3 separate regions of the Homo sapiens genome follow, and all the other regions are linked to region 1. Evidence: chromatin contacts called from ENCODE Hi-C or POLR2A ChIA-PET data. All regions are on one chromosome and are shown on one strand. The core of a region is the stretch at or near the end of the contact, and the rest is flanking DNA. Distances in the headings are between cores, read along the strand shown. Region 1 has its middle 40 kb from the start of LINC02015. Region 2 overlaps TBL1XR1 (TBL1X/Y related 1). Region 3 overlaps TBL1XR1 (TBL1X/Y related 1).

Region 1 (4,371 bases), core at 1,589-4,088:
AACTCCATCTGTACTAAAAATATAAAAATTAGTTGGGTGTGGTGGTGCATGCCTGTAATCCCAGCTACTTGAGAGGCTGAGGCAGGAGAATCACTTGAACCCAAGAGGCAGAGATTGTAGTGAGCTGAGATTGTGCCACTGCACTCCAGCCTGGGTGACAGAGTGATACTCCACCTCAAATTAAAAAATTTTTTAAAGCTTATTTGCTTCTTTATTTTGTTTACCTAATCAAGGCATTGTCTGATTTCTACACTGTGTAGATATAATTATTCCCTTGAAACTAATAGGCAATCTGTTGGGAGTCAGTTTAAAAACATAAAAATATCCTGCTCCTCATCAAAATTCTTCCTTAGATTTAATATCCATTGGTAATTTGGCCCTGGACCAATCTTGACTATGACAGCTATAAAATAATAATTTTCTAACTCCAGCAGTTTCTCCACATTTACCAGTCAGCACCTGGCATTCTACAACAAGCAAGAGTCCTCCTTTTTCCTCTGTTTATTCACTTATTTATTTATCTAATTATTAAATAAATTAGTTCAGATTCATGGATTCCTGTTTTCTTCAGTGGTTTATGGTCATACTGTCCTTATATATTTTGGTATTTAAATTGTTTCAGTTTTGGGCAACAGGAGCCACTTCCTGCCAGCTCTTTTCCTGTGACATGCCCTCAGCATTTTTTTTAACACTTCCCTTCTCATCGACATAACAAGATGTTTCATTAGCTTCTAGAACTTTCCCTGTCCCAGGCCTACATTTAGTCACTTCTCTGAGGAGAAGAGCCCTTGTTCTTTCAGTAGAGAATGGTATTAGAGGACAAAATCTGAGTACTAGGTGTGCTCATTGCTACTAGACTTTTTTTTTCTTCTAGGTCTTTTCAGCAGCTAGAGTTGGGAAATAGATGCATGTATATATGTATGTACACAAATATACATATACACTTACAATATGCATATGCACATATGTATACACACATACACACATTTACCTGAGCACACCTGCATGTATATACACATACATTTATTTTAGAAATGAGTTCATACCAATGCTTCCAATTTAGAGCACACTCTCTTAACCACTATGTAATCATTTTGTATGTGCTTCCACAATGGCTGAATTAAAGATGAAAGATAGAATCCAAAGTGACTCAGAGAATTTCCTCTGTTCTATTTATGATCACTACAATTCCTGCTGAAAATTTCTGCCCCCTTTTTGGGAAGCAACACTGTGTGTCCTTGAAGATTCAATTTTGTCTTTGTTCATGTCTGAGCTCCTTCTCCTTGCAAGACTGTGACGGGAGTTGAGAGGACAGAGCCTGAATTTCTCCTAGAATTTAGAGTTTGTGACGACCAACTATTTAAAATATTCTTTGGTAATCTACATAAATTACCCCAAGTCCTAAGACAGCAGGTAGTCTGTCCACCAAAGGTATAAGCTGGTACTGGGAGGTTGATGAAAACCAAAGGCATGTAGGCAAAGTCTCTTTCAGGTTAGAATGTAAGAATGGTGGTAGCAAAGGAAGATGGAGTCCCCTATATCTTTAGGTGCTAGAATGTGGGGGAAGATGCAGTCCCCAGAGATGGACACAAGGTGGCTCAGTGAACCTGTTCCCTGGTGCTCCACATCTCCCTAGAAGGAAAAAGATAACTATGTTCAGCAGCAGGCAGTCATTGGACATTATGGCAGCTGCCCAGCCAATCCTTGCAAGCTCAGCAAGACAACCTAGAGTGAATGCAACCAACCGGCCTAAAGGGTGATGACCCTAGTCCCATGGACCATACCTGGGTGCAACACAAGCCTTCAGGGGAGTCACATTGACTGGTACACATTGGTTTGAGCTTTTCTTTATGGCAGTTGTGTTGAGGCAGGAGTATGTCATGACTTTGGAACAAGAGACCTGAGCTCTAGTCCTAGCTCTGCTGATAAATATGTGGTCTTGCATCACGGTATCATATACAAGATATGACCTCTCTGAGCATCAGATACTTTATTTATAAAATGAAAAGAGTGCAAGATTGTTACATGAATTTGATATAATAAATGTAAAGCCCATGCATATAGTTAAGTCTTAGATAAATGTAGACTTTGTTAAGAACAATATAAAAGGTCATAATATGTAATATATGCTAAATCCTTAGATATGTCCCCAAGTAAAATAGTCTAGACTGCTTTATAGAAGGCCTTAGAGTCTGATATCAGGAGAGAACTGAACTGGACCAAATACACAACCATTCTTTTTAGATGATTTCTTGGTGTGGATTGGCAACAGCTAACAAGACTGTTTCCTATGTCCATTAGCCAGAATTTTATAGCAATGTAATGGTTTGGATTCCTGTTTTTTGAGATTGAAGTTTTAGCTGCTTTTGTAACTGAAAACATACCCACTCTTGGTCCACTGTTATGCTAAGAACACCTGAAATATTGTATTTTCTTTGGAACTTAAGTTGCCAGATACGGTGCGGTCAAGGGCTGAAACTAAATACAAGCAGCCCCTTGCTGAAATATGCTCTGAGTGGGTCTGCTGCTGTCACAAGCAGCGTTTCTCCCTCAAAGAGTTGGCATTCCTCCAGTTTTCCCTGCCCGTGATCACACATCCACAAACCAGCCAGCATGGCTAGTTCCTCCTACCATTTCATGATTGCTGACAGGTAGAATGTGGCTTTTGTTCTTTTCCTACTCGGGAACTCAAATACCAGAGCTGCTGACAGATGATGTTGTGGCAGATTCATTTTGGAACACCACATTTCTTAGCAATGTGTCACAGGAGGAGAATGTCTCAAGCCTACAGCCTCAAAACCCCTCTGCTCTGGAAGTACCATTGCCCCAACCCAGATACCTTCTCAGGTGACACAGGGCGAGTACATGCCTCACCTTGCTGTAAGGAGATGGGAATGGAAGAAACTATGAATGGTAGAGTGCAAGTCCCTCCTAAAAGCATTGACATTGGGTTATTTTTTAAACATTGTACCGGCCAAAACAAGTGAGTCAACGTATTTGTGACTCCTACCCGATGCTTGCCCTTTGCAGAGCTTGACATAAGGAAGACATGTTAGGGAAGCCAAAGATAAATCCAACTCTTGGCTCTGCTATCAGCAGGCTCTGAGACCTACAGCAGTCACTCGACATCTCTGGGCCCAGTTTCTTCTTTAGTAAGATGAGGACAGGAAGCCTCAGGTGGACATGCAGGTCCTCTACCATCTTGTGAGTCTCGGACTCCAGATTGGTGGCAACCTACCTTTCTAGTCTAAGCTCCTGTCTGCTGGCCAACAGAGGTTTAGGGAGACCAGAAGCTAATACAATTTATGATGCCCTCTGTATGAAAAATTATAAAAAGTAAGTCAATAGTGAATATTTATTCAGAATGAGAAAAGAAAAATGCAAAAATATCAGCTTTAAAAAGCCAACAAATACCAGAAATATCACAAAACCCAGAAACAAATAACAGATTTGTATGAATTGGTATCGATAACATAAGATTTGTACTGATGTTCTAACAAGTCTCCCTAAATGCCTGTATTCTACATTTTTGGCTGCAGAGTCTGTTTCTTTTTATGACAAAATTCTGTAATATCCTTTCCTACAGAGAAACTAGAAAGATCATTCCATTTTTCCTGTAACATGGTTAATCAAAATTTGTTTATTATTAATGATAATTGAGAGAATTTCTTTCAGCTTCACAACCTATTATTGACAATATCATGTACATGTTTAGTATTACCAAATTGGGGAAGCTCCTCTACCAAGTGTCTTTCATATATGAGCTGTAAGATTGCAGCCATTCATGTTTCCCTGAGCAGAGACTAATCTGAAATACTCTTGAAATTGATGATACTCATTAATTAGGGCCTTGGGAAGGCATCTACTTTTACCACCTCACACTAGGTACCCCGCAGCCCCACCTTCATGCACACTGAACGTCTCACCTGTTCCTAACACACGACAACCTTCTACAGCTCTGTGGCTTTGCAGATGCTGATCCCTCACTGAATTGCCTTTCCTTTCTCCTCCCCCATACCCTTTCTCCAGGGTTCAAGCAGATTCAGTCACCATTCCTCTGCACTGTCCCTGCCTGGTACTCATAAGACTAGTAGAGAACCCTTCCTTTAGTGTTGTAATTCTGTTTGTCTACCTTCCCCACTAGACTTAGATTCCCTTAATTAAGGGAAGGCAATGATTCTCTCCATCTGTCTAGCACCAGGAATAGGACAGAAAAAGATGCTTGATAAGTGTATCACAAATAGAAATTCCTCAACAACACAGATGCAAGAAGTGCCACAATTCTTTACCTTTCTATAAGAAACCTTACTCTCCTCTAAGTTCTCTATTGTCAATCGATGATTTTTAAAAAACACACAGCATTAGTGATTT
Region 2 (4,194 bases), core at 1,294-3,793, 630 kb after region 1:
TTCTTCATTCAGAACAAAAAAATTATAAAATAACGGACTTGTTTCCATGGTAGCCAGAATAAGTAAGGTTGTTGACAAAAGCTAAGTGTCTGTTTCACAGAGATAACTTTCTTAATGGTGGAAAGATTCTGGGTGTTACCATATTGCTACCAGGTAGCTCTGTGTCCCCTGTGAAATGTGGTACTGTTTGGTGTGGAGGTGAGAGGAACTCAAGAGTTAATTGTTGCTTATAGTAGATCACATTATTCAAAAACAGTTGCTTCCCTTCTTTACTGGCTTCTCCCTACAGGACCTCCTATTTGTGGGAGGAGTACTTCCTTGTTCCTGTGGACATCAGGAATGGCCATGGAACTTGATTTGGCCACTGGAAGATGAGTAGAAGTGATTATTTGTCATGTCTAAGCTGAAGCCTTATTAGGAGCCATTGCATGAATGATTTTTGCTAATTTTCCTCAGCCCCAAGAAAAATGGGCCAGATAAAGACTATTTCTTTTGCTAGATTCCAGAATGAAGAAGATGCCTGTAGCCAACCTGTAGCTGACAACAAAAATGAGAAATACATTTTGCGCTGTCTGTTGAACCCAAGACCCTTTCAGAGTAAAACTAATTTAATAATCATAAGTACTTTCTTTCACTGTGTTGACATTTGCACTTTGGCTCAAAAGTGATGTTTTGGAAAACTTGCTGGTTAGGAAAAAATCAGTGCAGTTTCTTCAAACTATGTTCTGCAGCACCATCACCACATATTTATAGTAAACGAAGTTTTACTTGGTCGGGCATCGTGGCTCATCCCTGTAATCCCAGCACTTTGAGAGGCTGAGGCAGGAGAATTGCTTGAGCACAGGAGTTTGAGACCAGCCTGGGCAACATAGGGAGACCTCGTCTCTATAAAAAAACCAAAAATGTTAGCTGGGCATGGTGATGCGTGCCTGTAGTCCCAGCTACTTAGGAGGCTGAGCTGTGGTGATCCCTTGAGTCCAGGAGGTTGAGGCTGCAGTGAGCCAAAATCACGCCATTGCACTCCAGGCTGGGTGATAGAGTAAGACTACATCTCTTAAAAAAAAAAAAAAAGTCTTAGGAATCTCCTTGATGAAGCAGTAAAAAGTATTAATCTAAAAAAATCATGATCTGAATCTGAATCATTTTAATGGTCTTTGTGATGAAATGGGAAATGTTCATAAAATACTTGTGAATGCAAAAGTATGATGGTTTCAGAGGGAAAACTCTTGGGCATTATTTGAGTTATGAGCAGAACCAGCCTTCTTTAATTTTCGCTTGAAACAGTGACTCACTATGGTGATTCTGACATGAGCATTTTAGAGATATTTTCTCAAACAAAGTGAGCTTTTACTTTAAGGAAAACAACGGACGGTATTTGTTGCCAGTGATAAAATCTGAGATTTCACGTGATAGTTTGGGTTTTGGAAAATTATTAGATACTGTGAGCTTGATAGCTTCCTGTTATTTAGAATTTTTCTGATGATCTTGGTAAAAGTAGTAGTGAATACAACTTTTTTTTTTTTTTTTTTGAGATGGAGTCTCGCTCAGCTGCCCAGGCTGGAGTGCAGTGGCGTGATCTTGGCTTACCACAACCTCCGCCTCCTGGGTTCGAGACCAGCCTGGCCAACATGGTGAAACCCCCATCTCTACTAAAAATACAAAAAATTACCTGGGCATGGTGACGGATGCCTGTAGTCCCAGCTACTCGGGAGCCTGAGGCAGGAGAATCACTTGAACCCGGGAGGCAAAGGTTGCAGTGAGCCGAGATCACGCCATTGCACTCCAGCGTGGGCAACAAGAGCAAAACTCCCATCTCAAAACAAACAAAGCATATCATATGAAAGCCAGAAAACTGACTTAACCTGAGGCAGTATAGTGAAGATGTACTGCTGTACAAGCCAAATGAAAGCAAATTGCTTCTGAAATTCTGTTTGTAGAGATAGAGAAACCTTTGCCAGAATGATAGCTGCATATCAGGTACTGAACTAAGCAGATCACATATGAATACCAGCTCTTCCTTGTAGTCATTAAGATTAAAACACAGTCATCCTCTAAAAATATTTGTTTTCTGTATTAGCCAGACAGTTGTATTAAGTAGGTACCTGCTAGGAATTGCAATCCTTGCATCTTTCAGTTCTTTGACAATTCTTTCAGGAATGCAAATTACTTTTGTTTGGAGGGAGAGCTCCTGGGATCTCCATCAGACTTCCTGATAAAAACTACCCTGCAACTCCACCTGTCATGGCATCAGTATGGGAATTTTGTCTGTTGGAAAACTAAGACTGCCCTTTGCAACTATATGTTCAACACCTGGAGAAGATAACCAATAAATTGGGAGGGTTAATCTACTCTGATAAATGGACTTTTGACCAAAACTTTATTATTTGACCACTGTCATTCCTCTTTCTGACAAATGTGCCACATTGGTGCTATCTGGGTCTTTTAGAGATTTAAGAGTTAGCTTTTATAGTCCCAGAAAGGTCTGGGTGTTTCACTTTTCAAGTACATGGTTACCTTAGTAAGGGGCTGTTGATCTTTGTGGAAAGCCAAGAGGGAAATCACAGTACTTGTGATGTAATTATAGAGCTTTGTCTAAAGGATACCTTGCCTTACTGCCTTTATTCTAGAGGGTCTGCGAACTTTGAGAGGCTGTTATTTTTCTATCTTGGTGGCTTATGTCCCCCTTGTCAGGTCTCTGTATTCCATACATATTTGTTTACCCAGGTTAGGAGTTAGCAGACTTTTTCTATAGGGAGCCAGATATACAGTCACTGAAAAAAACAATGCAGTGCTGCCATTGTAGTGCTAAAGCAGCCATAAATAGTACATAAATGAGCTTTTCTGTTCAATTAAAACTTTATTTACTAAAACACAGTGGGTCAGATTTGCCTCCGGTTGTAGTTTTCATACCTCTGGTGTAGATCACATAGGATTATAGTGGAATGTCTTTATGTTACGGTTTTAGGGACTTTCCAAGGTTCCTGCAGACAAACCAGTTTGATAACCACTAGGTTCCTGTTCGTTAAGCTTGCCTGGTACCACTTGAAGTTATAATTAAACAGTCAACAAAATCAGCCTGTGCATTTGAGTTTTGGTTTTAAAGCTTTAGAGCAGGGGTTGGCAAACTGCAGTCTGCAGGCCAAATGTGGCCAGCCTGTTTTTTTGTGATCCACAAGTTAAAAATGTTTTCCATAATTTAAAATAATTGAATAAAGAAGATCAAAAAAGAATGATATTATTTTGTGACAAGTTAAAAATTACATGAAATTCAAATTTTCATGTGTAAAGTTTTATTGAAATACAGCCACATTGATTAATTTATGTGTAGGTTATGGCTGCTTTCTTTTTCTTTTTTTCTTTTTTTTTGGGACGGAGTCTCCCTCTGTCGCCCAGGCTGGAGTGCAGTGGTGCAATCTCGGCGCACTGCAAGCTCCGCCTCCTGGGTTCACGCCATTCTCCTGCCTCAGCCTCTGAGTAGCTGGAACTACAGGCACCCGCTACCACACCCAGCCAATTTTTTTTTTTCTAAAGTAGAGATGGGGTTTCACTGTGCTAGCCAGGATGGTCTCGATCTCCTGACCTCATGATCCACCCGCCTTGGCCTCCCAAAGTGCTGGGATTACAGGCGTGAGCCACCGCGCCCGGCCAGGTTATGGCTGCTTTCACTTCACAACTACACAGTTGAGTAGTTGCAACAGAGACCTTTGGCCTTGGAAGAATTACTATCTGGCCCTTTACAGAAAAACGTTTTCTAACCTTGGCTTAAGATGGAGAACGATTCTTTAATGTTGTACTTAGTAACTGCCTCTTTCTTTGTCAGTGCCATGAGTCAAAAATTTATGCTGTGAATATGTCACTTTGTGTTTTTTTTTGAGACGGAGTTTTGCTCTTGTTTCCCAGGCTGGAGTGCAGTGGTGTGATCTCAGCTCACTCCAACCTCCGCCTCCCGGGGTTCAAGCGATTTTCGTGCCCCAGCCTCCTGAGTAGCTGGGATTACAGGCATATAGCACCATGCCCAGCTAATTTTGTATTTTTAGTAGAGACGGGGTTTCTCCATGTTGGTCAGGCTGGTCTTAAACTCCCTACCTCAGGTGATCCGCCTGCCTCCCAAAGTGCTGGGATTACAGGCATGAGCCACCATGCCCGGCCTGAATATGTCACTTTCTTAACTCCAACACTGTTAGAAGCAGTCAT
Region 3 (4,619 bases), core at 144-2,643, 650 kb after region 1:
CCCTTTTCTTGTACTTAGGACTTGATCTGCAGCTGTTATAGATCTCAGGTCTTCCCTAAATTGCCAGATGTTGATACTAGTAGTCTAATGAGCTGTGTGAAGAATAGTATACAAGATAGCAAGTAACAACAATGATTGCAATCCAAAGTGTTTCTTGAGCACCTGCTATACCAGATACTGTGTTTTTAGGTTTTGGAGATAAATAACATTAGGTCCCCTGTGTTCTTTTTTTCTTCACACTCTATAAAGGGCAGACAGATGAAAGGATAGTAGAAGGAGTTATATCGTAGAAGAATTTTTAATGATACTGAGAATTACAGATAATTTTAAACACTTTTAAGATGTTGCAATTCTGTGCTGTTTTATATGATGTTAGAGATACCATAAAAGAAATGACTCAAGGGACTTGGGAACTAGATATACAAGTTGAGCTTCTGTATGTAGGTCAGGTGGCAGTATGTTGAGATACATAGAATAACACAAAGGGTTTTTTAATGTAATAATACATTATGGAAAGAATTATACTTGGGCAGCAGGTTCCACATTGATTATAATCTGTGGCAGATTACTCTTTAAAACAATCAAACTTTTGTATTGTTGAACGCATTTTATGAGAAGAGAACTGTAGGTTAGTTCACCAACTGAATGTTGTTTTTGCTGAAACTGGGTTTTGCTAAAACTGCCATTCTAATGCTCTTATTCCTTAAGCCTAAACTTAGATGGTTAAATATTACAACCGTACATTATGTACAGTCACTTGAAAAGGATTTGATTTGGGCATTTCTCTGTAAAAGCTTGACTTGTGCCCTTTTTTTTTTTTTGGCTGAAAATGGGGGATGAAATCAAGGATATATTGATTTTAATTATTTGCTAAAGACATATTTATTGAATATTTATGGAGAGCCAGTGCCAAGAATTCTGAGGGATATGAAAATGCTTGTTAGTAGGCTACCATGGAACTTAGTTTAGTAGGTGAGAAAGTCTTGAATGTGAATAGCTGAACAAGTAATACAAGTTGGCAGTATTTTATGGGTGTTACAAGTGATGACTTAGGTTCAAAGGAATAAGCAGTTATTTCTAGCTGGAGGAATCAGAAGGCTTCATGGATGTAGGACTTGAAAGGCATCTTATGGACATATTAGTAGAAGATGTACTAATTGGAGCAAACAACACTGGGAAAGTCCTGATGATTTAAAGCTTCTCTGATGTATCTTAATTTTATTACATAACCGATGTTTAACAAATGATTGGATTATTAATATTACCATTTTTTGGTCTTAAAAAGAATATTGTTGTGTTAGATGATTCAGCATAGTATTGTAGTTCTCAAAGTGTGATCCTTGGCAGCATCAACATCTCCTGCTAACTTGTTGGAAATGCAGATTCTTGGCTGAATCCCATATCTAGCCGTTGAGTCAGAAAGTGGTGTGGGATTCAGCACCCTGTGCTTTAACAGGTCTTATTTTGACAGAGCCACTTCTACTTAATGACTACCTTTTTAAAAATGCGGTAACTGATGCTCACTTTGGCAGCACATATGTTAAAATTGGAATGATACAAAGATTAGCATGTCCCCTGCACAAGGATGACACACAGTTTTACAAAGTGTTTCATATTTTTTATTACGCACTGCATGCCTGTATCAAAATGTCTTGTGTACTTCATAAATATATACACCTACTGTGTACTCCAAAAAATTAAAAACAAAAGAAATGTGGTATCTGTATCAACTGTATTGGCTAATAATGATTAATAGCCCATTCCATAATTTGATTAAAAGTCATTCCTTAGCTTACTATTTGAAATATAAAATCTTTGTCAGTTTGGAGGGTAATTTTTTTACTTGGAAATTTGAAAACTTGGAAATTGAATAAATAAATGAGCTATTTTAATTGTCTTAGTGAATCATAAAGAAAATTGCCAGCACTTCTCCATGGCACGTCAAGTATACTGGCTGTTTTATTGCCTCCTAGAATTTAAAAATGAGTTATTGTAGTCGTTGGTTATATATATATTCATATATGAAACATGTCCTGATGTATATTTTTCATTCTTGTGAAATAAAAAAGACACTTGTCAGTTTTATACTAAATGTTTTTTAAAATCCTGTTAATTCATTATTTCTAATTAAATGCTAATAATTGAGGAACGGCCAGACTGTTTTCCAAAGGACTGCAGCATTTTGCATTTCCACCAGCAGTGAATGAGGGTTTCAGTTTCTCATCTTTCTCATATCCTTGTCAACCCTTATCACTGTTTTTTTGTTGATTGCCATCCTAATGGCACCTCATTGTGATTTTGTTCTGCATTTCTCCTGATAGCTGGTGATGTTGAGCGTATTTTCATATGCTTATTGGCCGTTTGTATTTTACTCTTTGGGGTATCTGTTCAGATTTCAAAATTGGCTTGTCTTTTATTGAGTTGTAGTATTTCATATATTCTGGATGCAAATGTTATGATTCATATCTGTGATATGATTTACACAACTTTTGTCCTGTTCTGTGGGTTTTCACTTTCTTGATGTTGTCTTTTGAAATGAAAATGTTTTACATTTCTATGATCTCAGTTTATTGTTTTTTTCTTTTGTTTCTTGTACTCTTGGTGGCATATCTATGAAACCATTGCCTAATCCAAGGTCATAAAGATTGACCTGTATGTTTTCTTCTAAGTGTTTCAGAGTTTTAGCTCTTAGTTCTATAACCCAGTTTGTGATAATTTTTTATATGGTGTGAAGTAGGGTTCTAAATTCATTTCTTTTGCATTTAGCTGTTCAGTTGTCGTAACACCATTTGTCAGCCTCAGTTACAGTGACAGATTTTTATGAATTTTTATCTAGACTTTCTAGATCTTACTAGCAGTTGAGATTTTGAGTTTTACTATTCTCATTGCATTGTCAATTAAGAGAATAAACTTATTAAGTATTGAAGAAAAAGATGCCGTGAGTTAAGCACTGTGTTCCCTTTTAGGAGTCTTTAAGGAGAAACTGGAATAGGTTTTTGAAATTGATAGGTCACACATTTTTTAAATGAGAATGAGAGAATGGGAGAAAGGCCTTCCAGTAGCTGAAGATTTTCATTTAAAGCTGAGGAGTTTGTTTATTTAGCCCTATAGCACGTAAGAAATAGTTAATAGTTAGACATATTTGAATCATAGAGAAGAATGATTTTTCAAATAATTACTAATAGAACTGTCTAATAACTTGGTAAAGTAGTGCCAATTATTGGAGGAGCTCAAGTGAGGTTGAATGATGGGTCATTAAAAGTACAGAAATGATTTCTGCATTGAAAACAAAGGTTGTTGACAGAGTTCTGGGATTTCTAGTTAGTCATGTGACTATGCTAGGATTTCCATTTTCTTTCACATTTGTGAAGGTTTTCTGCTTGGGATCCATCCTTCCCCAGACTTCTGTCAAGTTATTGGAAGGAAAGTGAGGGAAAACAGGAGGTATTGTCTTGCAGGATTAAATGATAGAAATACTCCAGTTTTTGATTAGCTAATGTTATTATGCCTTACCCTGAAAATTGGTCTCATCGCTTGATCTAGTTCTTTCTGGCTTCTTTAGTTCTTTGTTCTTTAAGTAACAGTGAAGAGTGAGAATGAGAGACACTAGCAACAGTGACTGTTGAGATGAGAACTAAACATTAAAGTATCCTCTAACATCAAATTTGTGCATTGTTGTGGTTTGTAGATTGTGAATTGAAGAAAGCTGCATGAATTGTAGGAAAATGTAAATCGTGATAGTGTAAATGGAATTTCTTTGTCATCCTTTCATGAAAATAAAATTTACTGATTCAGGGAATTATGTTCTTATTTTGTAAATGATCCACTTGAGTAGATTGTTCAAAATGTACTCAGGAGAAAATGTACTAGTGCGTATTTGTACTTTTTGATGGGTATGTTTGAATCATATGTTTTAAGGTTTGGAAAAATCTGATTATATAATCTGATTGAGGCAAATGAATGAATTCAGTCACCTGGTTTTCAGTCAGAATATTTTGAGAATCTTTTAGCTATAATGCTCTGAAACTTCAAAGTAAAATATTAAAGCAGAATTGGAAGCATGAGAAAATTAGGTATCTTTTTTCTTTGAAGTGAGATTTTTGGAATAATCTTTTAAATAGGAAAACCTTTTTGAGCTTAGCCTCTTCCATGTTTAAAATATTTATCTTGTTTGCCCAATTGTAGGGGTTTTCTCTGTTAAAGATTTGAGCATAGTCTGAATCTCTTTGGTTGGAAATAATTGGCTCCAAATGAAAGCTTCTTATCAGTGATGTTGGTGTAGGTATGCTCAATGAGTGATGTAAATCAATTAATATGAAGATGTTATATAACTTTTTAAGGCTTGAATTTTAAACTTTTGTTAATGTATGTACTTTATGATTAGGAAGGTAAATACTGTTTTTAGTATGATATGAGTTCTCTCTTGAAGTTACTGTACATTTTTAAAAAAACTATTACAATATACTAATCAAGATTTTCTTTTTGTCTGTTTTTGAATGGACCACTTAAAGATTGCTGCTGTTCACAGGTTTCTCTGCAGATTTCTTATAGGAGTTAGCAAAAGACTTCTATTTCCCCTCCTCTCAATTAAAAGATACAAGACACATGTGTGCGACACA

The links. Hi-C counts contacts between places; a loop is a spot of excess contacts on that map. ChIA-PET counts read pairs that join two places held with the same protein, here RNA polymerase II (POLR2A). Pooled maps may share reads with other maps.
Region 2: a map with no recorded cell type shows a loop between it and region 1 (7-fold over the local background). The contact joins two enhancer-like sites. A Hi-C loop is called at or near these places in 1 of 37 single-sample maps with no recorded cell type and 6 of 50 pooled maps. POLR2A ChIA-PET finds 5 or more read pairs at or near these places in 1 of 52 experiments (activated CD4-positive, alpha-beta T cell).
Region 3: a loop to region 1 is called in a map of naive thymus-derived CD4-positive, alpha-beta T cell, with 3 times the contacts of the local background. The contact joins two enhancer-like sites. A Hi-C loop is called at or near these places in 1 of 168 maps with a recorded cell type or tissue (naive thymus-derived CD4-positive, alpha-beta T cell) and 5 of 50 pooled maps. POLR2A ChIA-PET finds 5 or more read pairs at or near these places in 2 of 52 experiments (MCF 10A and Panc1).

Annotation. Positions count from the first base shown.
Region 1 is chr3:177,775,163-177,779,533 of GRCh38, reverse strand. No RefSeq gene overlaps it. Among named protein-coding and RNA genes, the nearest start is that of LINC02015, 40 kb to the left of the region's middle. Within about 2 kb of position 2,838, at least 6 of the 41 ENCODE cell types and tissues checked have a DNase peak (open chromatin) inside an H3K27ac peak, as active enhancers do.
Region 2 is chr3:177,143,925-177,148,118 of GRCh38, reverse strand. All of the region lies in intron 1 of TBL1XR1 (TBL1X/Y related 1), which reads left to right. Among named protein-coding and RNA genes, the nearest start is that of TBL1XR1, 51 kb to the left of the region's middle. RefSeq lists a silencer at 3,284-3,578. Within about 2 kb of position 2,543, at least 8 of the 41 ENCODE cell types and tissues checked have a DNase peak (open chromatin) inside an H3K27ac peak, as active enhancers do.
Region 3 is chr3:177,123,018-177,127,636 of GRCh38, reverse strand. All of the region lies in intron 1 of TBL1XR1 (TBL1X/Y related 1), which reads left to right. It also overlaps the pseudogene RNU6-681P. Among named protein-coding and RNA genes, the nearest start is that of TBL1XR1, 72 kb to the left of the region's middle. Within about 2 kb of position 1,393, at least 2 of the 41 ENCODE cell types and tissues checked have a DNase peak (open chromatin) inside an H3K27ac peak, as active enhancers do.